2 separate regions of the Homo sapiens genome follow, and region 1 is linked to region 2. The links are chromatin contacts, found by Hi-C in ENCODE. All regions are on one chromosome and are shown on one strand. The core of a region is the stretch at or near the end of the contact, and the rest is flanking DNA. Distances in the headings are between cores, read along the strand shown. Region 1 overlaps ADAM19 (ADAM metallopeptidase domain 19). Region 2 overlaps CYFIP2 (cytoplasmic FMR1 interacting protein 2).

Region 1 (5,035 bases), core at 2,065-4,564, 290 kb before region 2:
CCGGCTCCATCCCTCGGGGGCTATAAGCAGATTTCGCGGAAGGCTTGGTCCCGGGGGGCGGTGCCCGGGTTCTCTCATTATGACCGGAGAAGGCTTAGCCCTGGCTCCACCGCTGCAGACGGGCTGGGCTGACTCCAGACTGCTGCTTGGGGGACCAACAGTCAGCGTTTTCAAATAGAGCGAGCACCGGCGGAGCGAGGGTGGGCTGGCTGGACCCCCGGGCCGCCTCAAACCCAGAGGCTGAGAGCTCTTCCGACAGTTCGGAACTTCCAGGGGCCGAGGTCGGGCGGTCCTCCCAAAGGGCTCAAAGGAACCGCCCTTTGAGCTGTTGTTCCGAAGGGGAAACTGAGGCACAGAGGAGGTTCTAGGGTAGCACCAGGCCTGTGTCAGTGCTTAGTGCAGGAGAAAAGCATGAAGAAAGACAAGGAAAGCTAGTTACTGCTCCTAGCACAGGCGCCTTCTCTGAGTTTTGAGTCCTTGGAGAACACTTGCTGTAGAATATCTGGGAAATAACGAAAAGTGTAAAAGAAAATGATCTGCAACCCCCAAATCCACAGTTGCTGTTGATATTTTGTTTTTTTTCCCCTCCACATTCTTTGTGTGTTCCTATGGATATATATTGATAAAATTGGAACCATACCCATAAGTACAGTTTCGTGTCTTGCGTTTTTCACTTCACACCATGAGCGTTTTCCACATCATCAAATTCTCTGTAAAACATGATTTTAATGACTCTATACAAAGTTTTCAAAAGTTAAAAACACGACTCATACAAATGTGGCCAAGATTTATTCAACTCATTAATGAGGTAGCAAACAGGAGAGTAAAGCTGATTCAGGGAGCATTAGAAAGGGGTGATACAAGCATTGGAGAAAGAATGTTGAAATCATGTGGCCCAGGGCAGATGCAGAAATGGTGGATGCCCCATGAAGCAAACCATAATTCTTGGTTATCTTTCTTTTTTAATTTCCTTCCTTCATTCCTTCTTTTCTTTCTTTTTTTTTTTTTCAGAGTCTCTATCTGTTGCCCAGGCTGGCATGCAGTGGCACGATCTGGGCTCACTGCAGTCTCTGCTTCCTGGGTTCAAGCTATTCTCCTGCCTCAGCCTCCTGAGTAGCTGGGCTTATTGGCATGTGCCACCACACCCGGCTAGTTTTTGTATTTTTAGTAGAGACGGGGTTTCACCATGTTGGCCAGGCTAGTCTCAAATTCCTGACCTCAGGTGATCCGCCCGCCTCGGCCTCCTAAAGTGCTAGGATTACAGGCGTGAGCCATTGTGCCTGGCCAGGTTATCTTTTTACTATGCTGAAATCACTTACATCTCTGTCAGACAGAATTCTATAGATATATATAGATTATATAACTTCACAGAGTGTAGCTTTTAATCAATGGTAAATAAAAAGTCAATGGTACATTCCCCTAGATAATGCAGTAATCCATGGGTGAGTCTGTTAAACAATGCTCTGATACAACATTGAGAAGACATCTTGCTTGCTCTTGCCTTATTTCCAAGTTTTGGAGACCTTTTCTTAACATGTACTATGTTCCTCTTTTGGTGAGATTTTAGATTGCTTTCACTATTTTTTTACAATCGTAGATATCATTTAATTCCATTAAATGCTCCATTAAATATTATAGAATTCCTTTTTGTTTAAAATAATATAGACTTATCAGAGCCACCAGGGCAAGAGCGATGCTTGTCTTTTTTTTATTTCTGAGATGGAGTCTTGCTCTGTCACTCAGGCTGGAGTGCACTGGCGCAATCTTGGCCTCCCAGATTCAAGGGATTCTCGTGCCTCAGCCTCCTGAGTAGCTGGGATTACAGGCATGCGCCACCACACCCAGCTAATTTTCATATTTTTAGTAGAGACAGGGTTTCACCTTGTTGGCCAGGCTAGTCTCAAACTCCTGACTTCAGGTGATCCGCCCACCTCGGACCTCCAAAGTGCTGAGATTACAGGTTGTGAGCCACCGTTCCTGTCCTGCAGTATGCTTGTCTTGTTCCTCCATGAATATTAAGCACCTATTCATAGCATAGTACTTGGCACATAGTTAAGTACTCAGAAAATATTTGATAAATATATGAATGCATTGTTTCTAATATTTGCCTGTCTGATGAATTGGTGTTGGTCCAATAAGATTATTTTTAAAATCTATGTTGACTGCAAGTGCATTATATCGGTATTCTGAAGAGAATGTTAATAATTACTCATAATCACCACTCTAACAGAACAACTATGGCCATCTTTTTATCATTCATATTCTGTATGATTGATGTAGTTAGTTTAGACAGAATAGATTTTGGAGTCCTCAGCCCCATTCCCAGGAACACTACGGAGACCAGTCTGTTTAGGTGTCGGGAAATTACCATTTTGTTAAGATAGTCTGCCGCCAGTATTTGAGTTCTGCAGCGCCCTGAACAAATCTCTCCTATAGTTTAAATTCTCTTTCTTGCAAAACAGGACTCCTCCCAGTCTCTAGTAAAAATACAAAAAAATTAGCCGGGTGTGGTGGCGGGTGCCTGTAGTCCCAGCTACTCGGGAGGCTGAGGCAGGAGAATGGCATGAACCCGGAAGGCGGAGCTTGCAGTGAGCCGAGATCACACCACTGCACTCCAGCCTGGGCGACAAAGCGAGACTCCGTCTCAAAAGAAAAAAAAAACAGGACTCCTACTTCCTACTTCCCAGGGTTGCCTTGAGCATGAAGGAGAACTGGTTTGGGAGAGTGATTTGGGAAGTAGAAAGTGGAATACAAATGTAAACTTGCCATTAGGAAGCTCCAATTAATGTAACTTGATGCAGTGATGCTCTGCGGAGTAGGAGGCAATTTCATATTGACTCTTCACAATAAAGCTGTGAGATGGGCAGGTAGCATCTTTGTCTTCATTTTACAGGCAAGAAAACTAAAGCTCCATGGGAGCAGTATTCATGGGCTTGACCTCCAGAATATGCCCAGAATCCCACCGCTTCATTCCTCTCCACTGATGTCATTCTAATCTGAGCCACCATCATCTCTCACCAGGGCTCCAGCATATCTCTAGCCTGGCCTTCCTGCTTCTGCTCTCACTCTCGCCGCTCTGCCTCACCCCACCCCCATTCTCCACCACGCAGGCAGAGTGATCTTTTTTAAACTTAACACAGATCATATTGCTCTGTATTTAAAACACCCAGTGCCTTCCAAGTCTATTTATAAGAAAATCCAGACACTCTCCGTGGTCTCTGCATTATCAGACCCATGGCTGTCTTGCTGACCACATCTCATACCAACTTCCTCTTTCATTTACTAGCTACCCCTACCTTATGCTTGTTCCTTCAACAGGCCAAGTTCACTTCTGCTCAGGCAGGGCCATTGCACTTGCTGTTTCCTCTACCTGGGGCACTCTTCCCCCACGTTTTTGCATGGCTGCCTTCTGGCTCCTCAGGACTCAAATGCCATCTATGCTGATCATCCTGTTTCAAATAGGCACCTCCTGATAGATGTCTCTTTACTCCATGACCCCAACTTATTTTATTCAGGGTACTTAGCACCATGTGAGAACATTTGTTCATTGTCTGTCTCCCACCTTTACAAGTACAGAGACCTTATATGTCCTATTTACCACAATATCACCGACACCTAGAGTGCCTAGTTCCTAGGAAGTGCCAAGAGCCTGAAATCCAGCAAGTCTTCTAATGACCCAGTGCAGGGGCAGCTCACAGAAAGTGCATGTGTGGCTTAGCTGGGGTATAGAGGTCTGGGATTCCAATGGTTTTGCATCTTGTATTGGCAGGAGGAAGTGAGGAAGGCAGCCCCAAGCTGCAGCATGAACTTATCATACCTCAGTGGAAGACTTCAGAAAGCCCCGTGAGAGAAAAGGTAAGACTCAAAAGACCTCATTTACACTGGCAGGAGTTGACAACTGAGGTTTGGGCTACCTACTCAACTTTCTTAGAATCCCAGTCATCACCATTAGTTCTGTTTCTGGCCCACTCTGTCCTCTGGGTGCCCATTTTGGAGATCACAGATGGGACTTTCCTTCCTTGTATGACAAACTTCTAGAACACTTCCCAATGCTATTAGTTGAGGAAATGAAAATTCACATTAATGCTGACACAAGCTAAGTGCAGATGTGTTGGTGTCACAGAAATCACTTAGTCTTGATTGGAATTCATTAAATATTGTCATTGTTATTTTTGCTCTGCATAATACATACTTCATTTTCTTGAAGGAATAATGTACTTGGAGAGAAAAAAGATAATAATATAAACTATAAACTATTTTAATAAGACGCAGCGTAGAGACCTAGTACTGGGGAATGTATCTTAAAATCCAGTAGGCTCCCCTGGCCAGAACACCAGGAAAACACATAGGCTTTATCAAAGAGATTGGGAAGAAAACAAAAAACACTGTCCTGTTCTTGCAGAGAGGACCTGAGCATTTAGGATATTCTTTGTGGTTCTGGTTTTTGTTTTTTGTTTTTTTGTTTTTGTTTTTTTGTTTGTTTGTTTGTTTTGACAGAGTCTCACTCTGTCGCACAGGCTGGAGTGCAGTGACATGATCTCGGCTCACTGTGAGCTCCGCCTGGCAGGTTCAAGCGATTCTCATGCCTTAGCTTCCGGAGTAGCTGAGATTACATGTGTGTGCTGCGAAGCCAGGCTAATTTTTGTATTTTTAGTAGAGATGGGTTTTCACCATGTTGTCCAGGGTGGTCTCGAACTCCTGACCTCAAGTGATCCGCCCACGTAGTCCTCTCAAAGTGTTGGGATTACAGGCGTCAGCCACTGTGGCCCACTGTGGTTTTGGTTTTTCCAGCAAGTGAGACGTGAAAGAGCAAGAAAGGAAGATGCGGTTGTTGTGTGCCAGTAACCAGCTATGTGACCTGCCACTTGCGAAGTGGTAGATTTTCTTCATTTATAAAATAGTGCTTAGAGAGAATAAGGAGAAAAGAAAGCTGGGGAGAGGGGTTTTTTCTAAGATCTCTTTGGGTTAAAATGATTTGTGATTTATTGGGCAACATATAGGAGCAAGATTATAGCAGGAAAGAGATGTGTCAGGA
Region 2 (5,301 bases), core at 849-3,348:
TTAGTAGCTAATCTGTTCCTTATACTCGGCTCTACCAGCGCACAAGGGACTCCATCAGCTCACAACCTTTCACCTTCTAGATGCAGACCTCCCCTTCCCTCTGCCTTAGGGCAAACTCTCTTAGGGGATCCCCAGAATTCCTGGGCCCCCTGGTGCTATCTACCATTTCCATTACCTGGTACATGATGGAGGAAGGTGGAGGCTCGATGCATGGCTGCTGGTCGGGGAGGGGAAGCTCTTCAAGCAGGTCCACGTTGGACAGGGCATCTTCCAGGGTGACGTGCGTGGTCATGGCTGCAGTTTCTGTATTCTGCACTGAAGGGAAGGAAGAGAAGGTCAGTGGAGAATTTCAGGGGCCTCTAAAATTCCTCTTAACCGCACCATGACCAGCATCCTTTGGGAGAATAAAGAGAGTTAAAATGCATTGAGGCCACTTCCACTCACCACTTCTTCCCAAGGTGCTCTCGATGTGTATCTTTTACATCTCAGGATCTCTTTATGGCTAACAAGGTATTTTGTGTGCACTTGGTTGAGCCTCACCACCACCCTCTGTGATCAACATGGAAGGTGGTACCCTATCCATATAACTGATGAAAAATCAAGGCTCAGAGAAATTATGTGATGCCCACACAGTCACGTGACCACAAGCGAGGGACCTCAAGTGGGATGTGAGAACATAGGTCATGGTTAGTTTCTCCACCTTTTGTTCTTCATAAGGATATTTATGAGTTCCACTCTTAAATTACCATGCAATACAATTATCCAGGATCGTGACAGCCAAGATAATCAACTGAAAACCAGAGCCCGGGTTTTTAGGCTAATTAAACTGGGATTAAAATAACTCAATTCCTGCAAATCAACCTTCTTTGCAAAGATGGAGGAGCCACTGTCTTCCTTGACCTGGGTATGTTTTGTGAGCCACATCAAACAAATCAGCCCTAAATGGATATTTCTGTGTCTTAGACCCTGGCACAGCGCAGCTGCTTTGATAGTATGTTTGGCAGGATTAGAAGCTGAAGAGAATCTGAACAGCACAGTTACCCAACTAGAGCTAATTCCTATTTTAAGAACTCAGCACCCAGCAAACAGAATACTCATTTTTCCCCCCAAACATATGTGAAACACTGCTTAAAAACTAATCATGATTTAGGCTATAAATCAGGTTCCCCCAAGTTTCTTCAAAAATGATGGCCTACAAGTCACATTCACTTATTATTAAATATAATTCAAGGAAATTAGAAATCAATAATGCAAATTGTAGCAATAAAATCCCATACCTTTGAAAATTTATAAAACATACTTCAAGGTCATTCATAACTAAAGAGGAATTCAAATAGAAATGATAAGATCTTTAGAAATGAAAGATGGAAAGCACTAATACATGTCTTCAACACATTTAGCTGAAAGAAAAGTGGAACTAAATGAAGTTAATGTTACACTCAAAAACCTTAAGAGAACAAAAATCAGCCCAGAGAAATGAGAACAGAGGGATTGAGAGTTACAAAGGCAGACATAAAGCAAAAAGCAAAGCAAAATAAAACGTTAACAGTAGAGGTGAACAAAAACACTAAAAGCTGAGTTTCAGAAAAATATTATTAATAATAATAAAGCCAACCCTAAACACACGATTAAGAGGGACACAAAGAGAAGGGCCACTGTGCTTGTCTGAGAATCCCTTCCTAACCACCTTCGATCCCAGGGAGTTGTGAGATCCTGGGGCTGGGATTTCTGCTGTGAATGTCAGTGAGTTTGCTTTGCTTGTTAGGAAATACAGTGTCTAACATTAGGGGGGAAAAGGACCATCAACACAAGAATTTGGTCCACGGGCTGCCAAGGACTAAAACAACTGCAGAATATACCTAAGGTCCTGCTGCCCCGAGACTAATACCTGCCTTAGGCCCAAGGCTGGGAGGGCAGACTGGGGCTGAGCCTTCACTGGCTGCTGTGCAGCTAACTAGATTCACATTTCACTGAGTTCTCAAACACACCTTCCCATCACGTACCATGACAACAGCAAATGCTGCATCCAGTGAGGGCTCACTGAGCCCAGAGGTAACTTCCTCATCTGCCCTCTGCAGAAGGCTGGTCTCCTATGGTGGTTTCAGGTCCTCTCCACACCTAAGCTTCTTCCTCTTCTCTCCCCCACAATTCTAAGTGTGGCATTCAGTTCTACAGCAAAACCACTTCACTGATCCATTGAAAGAAAAGAAAAAAAAAAGACTGTCTTCCTTCTTACACTACTACTAGGTCCATTTTACAGGAGGGAGTAATGATTTTACTGGGCATAATGATCTTCAACCTCCAAAGCCCTAGTAATTCTCTTCATTAATTCCAATTATAATAATAGTGAAACATTTCTTTAGCCCTTACTCTGTGTCAGACACTATGCGAAGTACTTGACTATTTCAATCTTGCATCCACCCTATAAAGGTAGGTACTATGATTATTCCCAGTCTATAGATGAACAAACAGAACCTCGGCATTTAATTTCATAGGATCAAGTGCTGGCAAGTGGTGGAGGGAGGTCTGACCCAGGTTTGTCCAGCTCCATAGTCTGAAGTCAGCTTCCTTACTACATACTTCCTTCCAAGGGCTCATGCTCACATTTTGAGATTACACTCGATAAGTGGAGGTTTATTTCATACCAACCTCTACGCTAGGTGTTTTCAAACACTCTGTGTTAATGGTTCTTGGCCCTGCTTGTGCCAAAAAATCATGTGCACAGCTTCTTAATAACACAATGCCTGGGTTCCAACCAGGGGACCAGGAAGACTGCATTTGAAAGGTGTCCTATCTCATTTTCAATAAGGAAAATCCAGATGAAACTTACAAGGAGATACACCATTTCTCACTGATTAGATCGACTCAAATCCAAAAGTTTGACTACACATGCTGTTGGCAAGACTATGGAGAAACAGGATCTACCAAACATTGTTAGTAGGGATGGCAAAATGACACAACTCCCGTAGGAGGAAATCTGGCAATATCTAACAAACTTCCATAAGCATTTTACCATTTGACCAGCAATCCCACTTCTAGGAATCTGTCCCAAAGATGCATTGACAAAAATACACAAAGATATATGCACAAGGCCATTCACAGCAGGACTACTTGTGATAGCAAAAACTGAAAACAGCAAACATCCATTGACATAGTTAGGATACTTGCCCTCACCCAAATCTCATGTTGAATTCTAATCCCCAGTGTTGGAGGTGGGGCCTGGTGGGAGGTGTTTGGATCATGTGGGCAGGTCCCTCATGAATGGCTTGGGCCATCCCCTTGGTGATGAGTGAGTTCTGAGTTCACAGGAGATCTGGTCATTTTAAAAGTGTGTGGCACCTCCCTCCCCCACACTGCCCACTCTCTTGCTCCTGCTTCCACCATATGGTATAACTGTTACCCCTCTGCCTTCTGCCATGATTGAAAGCTTTCTGTGGCCTCCCCAGAAGCTGAGCAGATGCTGGCACCATGCTTCCTGTACAGCCTGTGGAACCTTGAGGTCAATTAAACCTCTTTTCTTTATAAATTACCCAGTCTCAGATATTTCTTTATAGCAGTGCAAGAATGGCCTAATACATCCATTAACAGAGGACTGTCTGGATAAACTATGGTGCCACTGTACAGGGAAATATGAAGCAGCAGGAAAATGGAGTGAGGACCCTCTCTACATGCAACTACGGGTGATCTCCAGGACATGGTATGGAGAGCATGCACTCATTTACCCAGGAGAGGGGGCTGCAGATGTCTACACACACATCTTCTACTTAAAAAACAAACAATGGAAAGGCAAGCCATATGCTTTTAAAAATTAGTTACCTATGGAAAACAGGAAAAGAAGGGAAAACAGTTAAGAGATAGGGGCTAGAATCCTTTGAATATGCCTTATTTTGTAGATTTGACTTTGAAAACGTCAAAACATTTTACATACTTATAAAATAAAATTTAAATTTATAAAAAGTGGCCCCCAAATCGAAAAGTAAAATGAAACAAATGAATGTATATATATGTTGTACTATTGGAGTAACTCCACAGAAAGGGACTATTATTCCAAGTGATTTTAAAATCGAGTGATGTGCTGGAAGAGCCCTGATGGATCACAAAGACATCTAATAAAAGCTTGGTTTTTATTACTTTGTTACTGTTAGATGAGCCTGTGAACCAACCTTTATGTTGAGAATTGGTAAATAAAAGCAAACATTTAACCTGTCTTTCTTAAACTATACCACTAGATAACCGAACTATAGAAGAGATGGATGTTTCTTTCCATAAAAGTATTTTTTTCCTTTTTAACAGAAAAATGATAATATCCTTGTTTTCCAACCTCTACAAACAAATGGATCTAGGCACGGATCATCATCAGCTGTTAACATCCCTAAATGAAAGACAATCAGATATTATGTGCTTAATGATGGAAAAACGCACCAAGAATGCTGGATCCAAAACAAAACACCTGAATCTAATTAAGCCTTTGACGCCAACTCACAGGAAATATAAGAGGGCAGAAAAACATGCTACACCCCAGTGATGTAATCAGCAAAATGCAATCTATGACAAATTCTGCTGGACAAATGACTCAGGACCTCTAACAAATAAATTGCAAAGATAGAAAAGAGAGATGGGAGGAAAGTCTATAGATTTTGAAGAGACTGAACACACTATCATGTGTGGACCTTATTTGGATCCTATTTCAAACAAACCACCATACAAATAAAATTATAACTTTATGAGAAAATTAGAAAATTAGTACTGACTGGATATTTGATAATATGAAGGAAATATTGTATTTAGGTTTGATAATATCAAGGTTATGTTTTAAAAGAACCTATATCTTCCAGAAAGATCTACTAAAATATAGATAAAAGGACACAGGGTTTTGCTTCTAAATAATACTAGATGGGGGAAGAGTGAATAGAAATGAAACAAATTCGCAGTGAGTTAGTAACTATAGATTGTGTGTGACACATACATAGAAATTACTGTATTTTTCCATCCAATTTTATATATGTTTCAAATTTTTCATAAAATCCCCTAGATCAGTTTATAAGCTCCCAGCTCTTATCCAACTTCCCTTTTTTTCTCCTGTAACTAGGTTTCTTCTGGGCTACTCAAACTTAAAAAATACTCATTTACAGACGGGTGTGGTGGCTCACGCCTGTAATCCCAGCACTTTGGGAGGCTGAGACGGGTGGATCACCTGAGGTCAGGAGTTCGAGACCAGCCTGACCAGCCTGGTCAATTTTTCTTTAGTAGAAATCCCATTTCTACTAAAAATACAAAAAAAAAAAAAAAATTAGCCAGGCG

What was found. A loop is a pair of places that touch in the nucleus more often than their neighbours do. Pooled maps may share reads with other maps.
Region 1: a loop to region 2 is called in a pooled map, with 2.2 times the contacts of the local background. The contact joins two enhancer-like sites. A Hi-C loop is called at or near these places in 6 of 50 pooled maps.

Annotation. Positions count from the first base shown.
Region 1 is chr5:157,569,715-157,574,749 of GRCh38, reverse strand. ADAM19 (ADAM metallopeptidase domain 19) reads left to right here. Exons shown (of 23, transcript NM_033274.5): 2 at 3,770-3,855. Among named protein-coding and RNA genes, the nearest start is that of ADAM19, 3.5 kb to the left of the region's middle. RefSeq lists enhancers at 1-279, 3,151-3,270, 3,451-3,500 and a silencer at 2,895-3,189. Within about 2 kb of position 3,314, at least 14 of the 41 ENCODE cell types and tissues checked have a DNase peak (open chromatin) inside an H3K27ac peak, as active enhancers do.
Region 2 is chr5:157,280,353-157,285,653 of GRCh38, reverse strand. It overlaps CYFIP2 (cytoplasmic FMR1 interacting protein 2), which reads right to left. Exons shown (of 31, transcript NM_001037333.3): 2 at 176-315. The coding sequence starts at 292. Among named protein-coding and RNA genes, the nearest start is that of CYFIP2, 17 kb to the right of the region's middle. Within about 2 kb of position 2,098, at least 5 of the 41 ENCODE cell types and tissues checked have a DNase peak (open chromatin) inside an H3K27ac peak, as active enhancers do.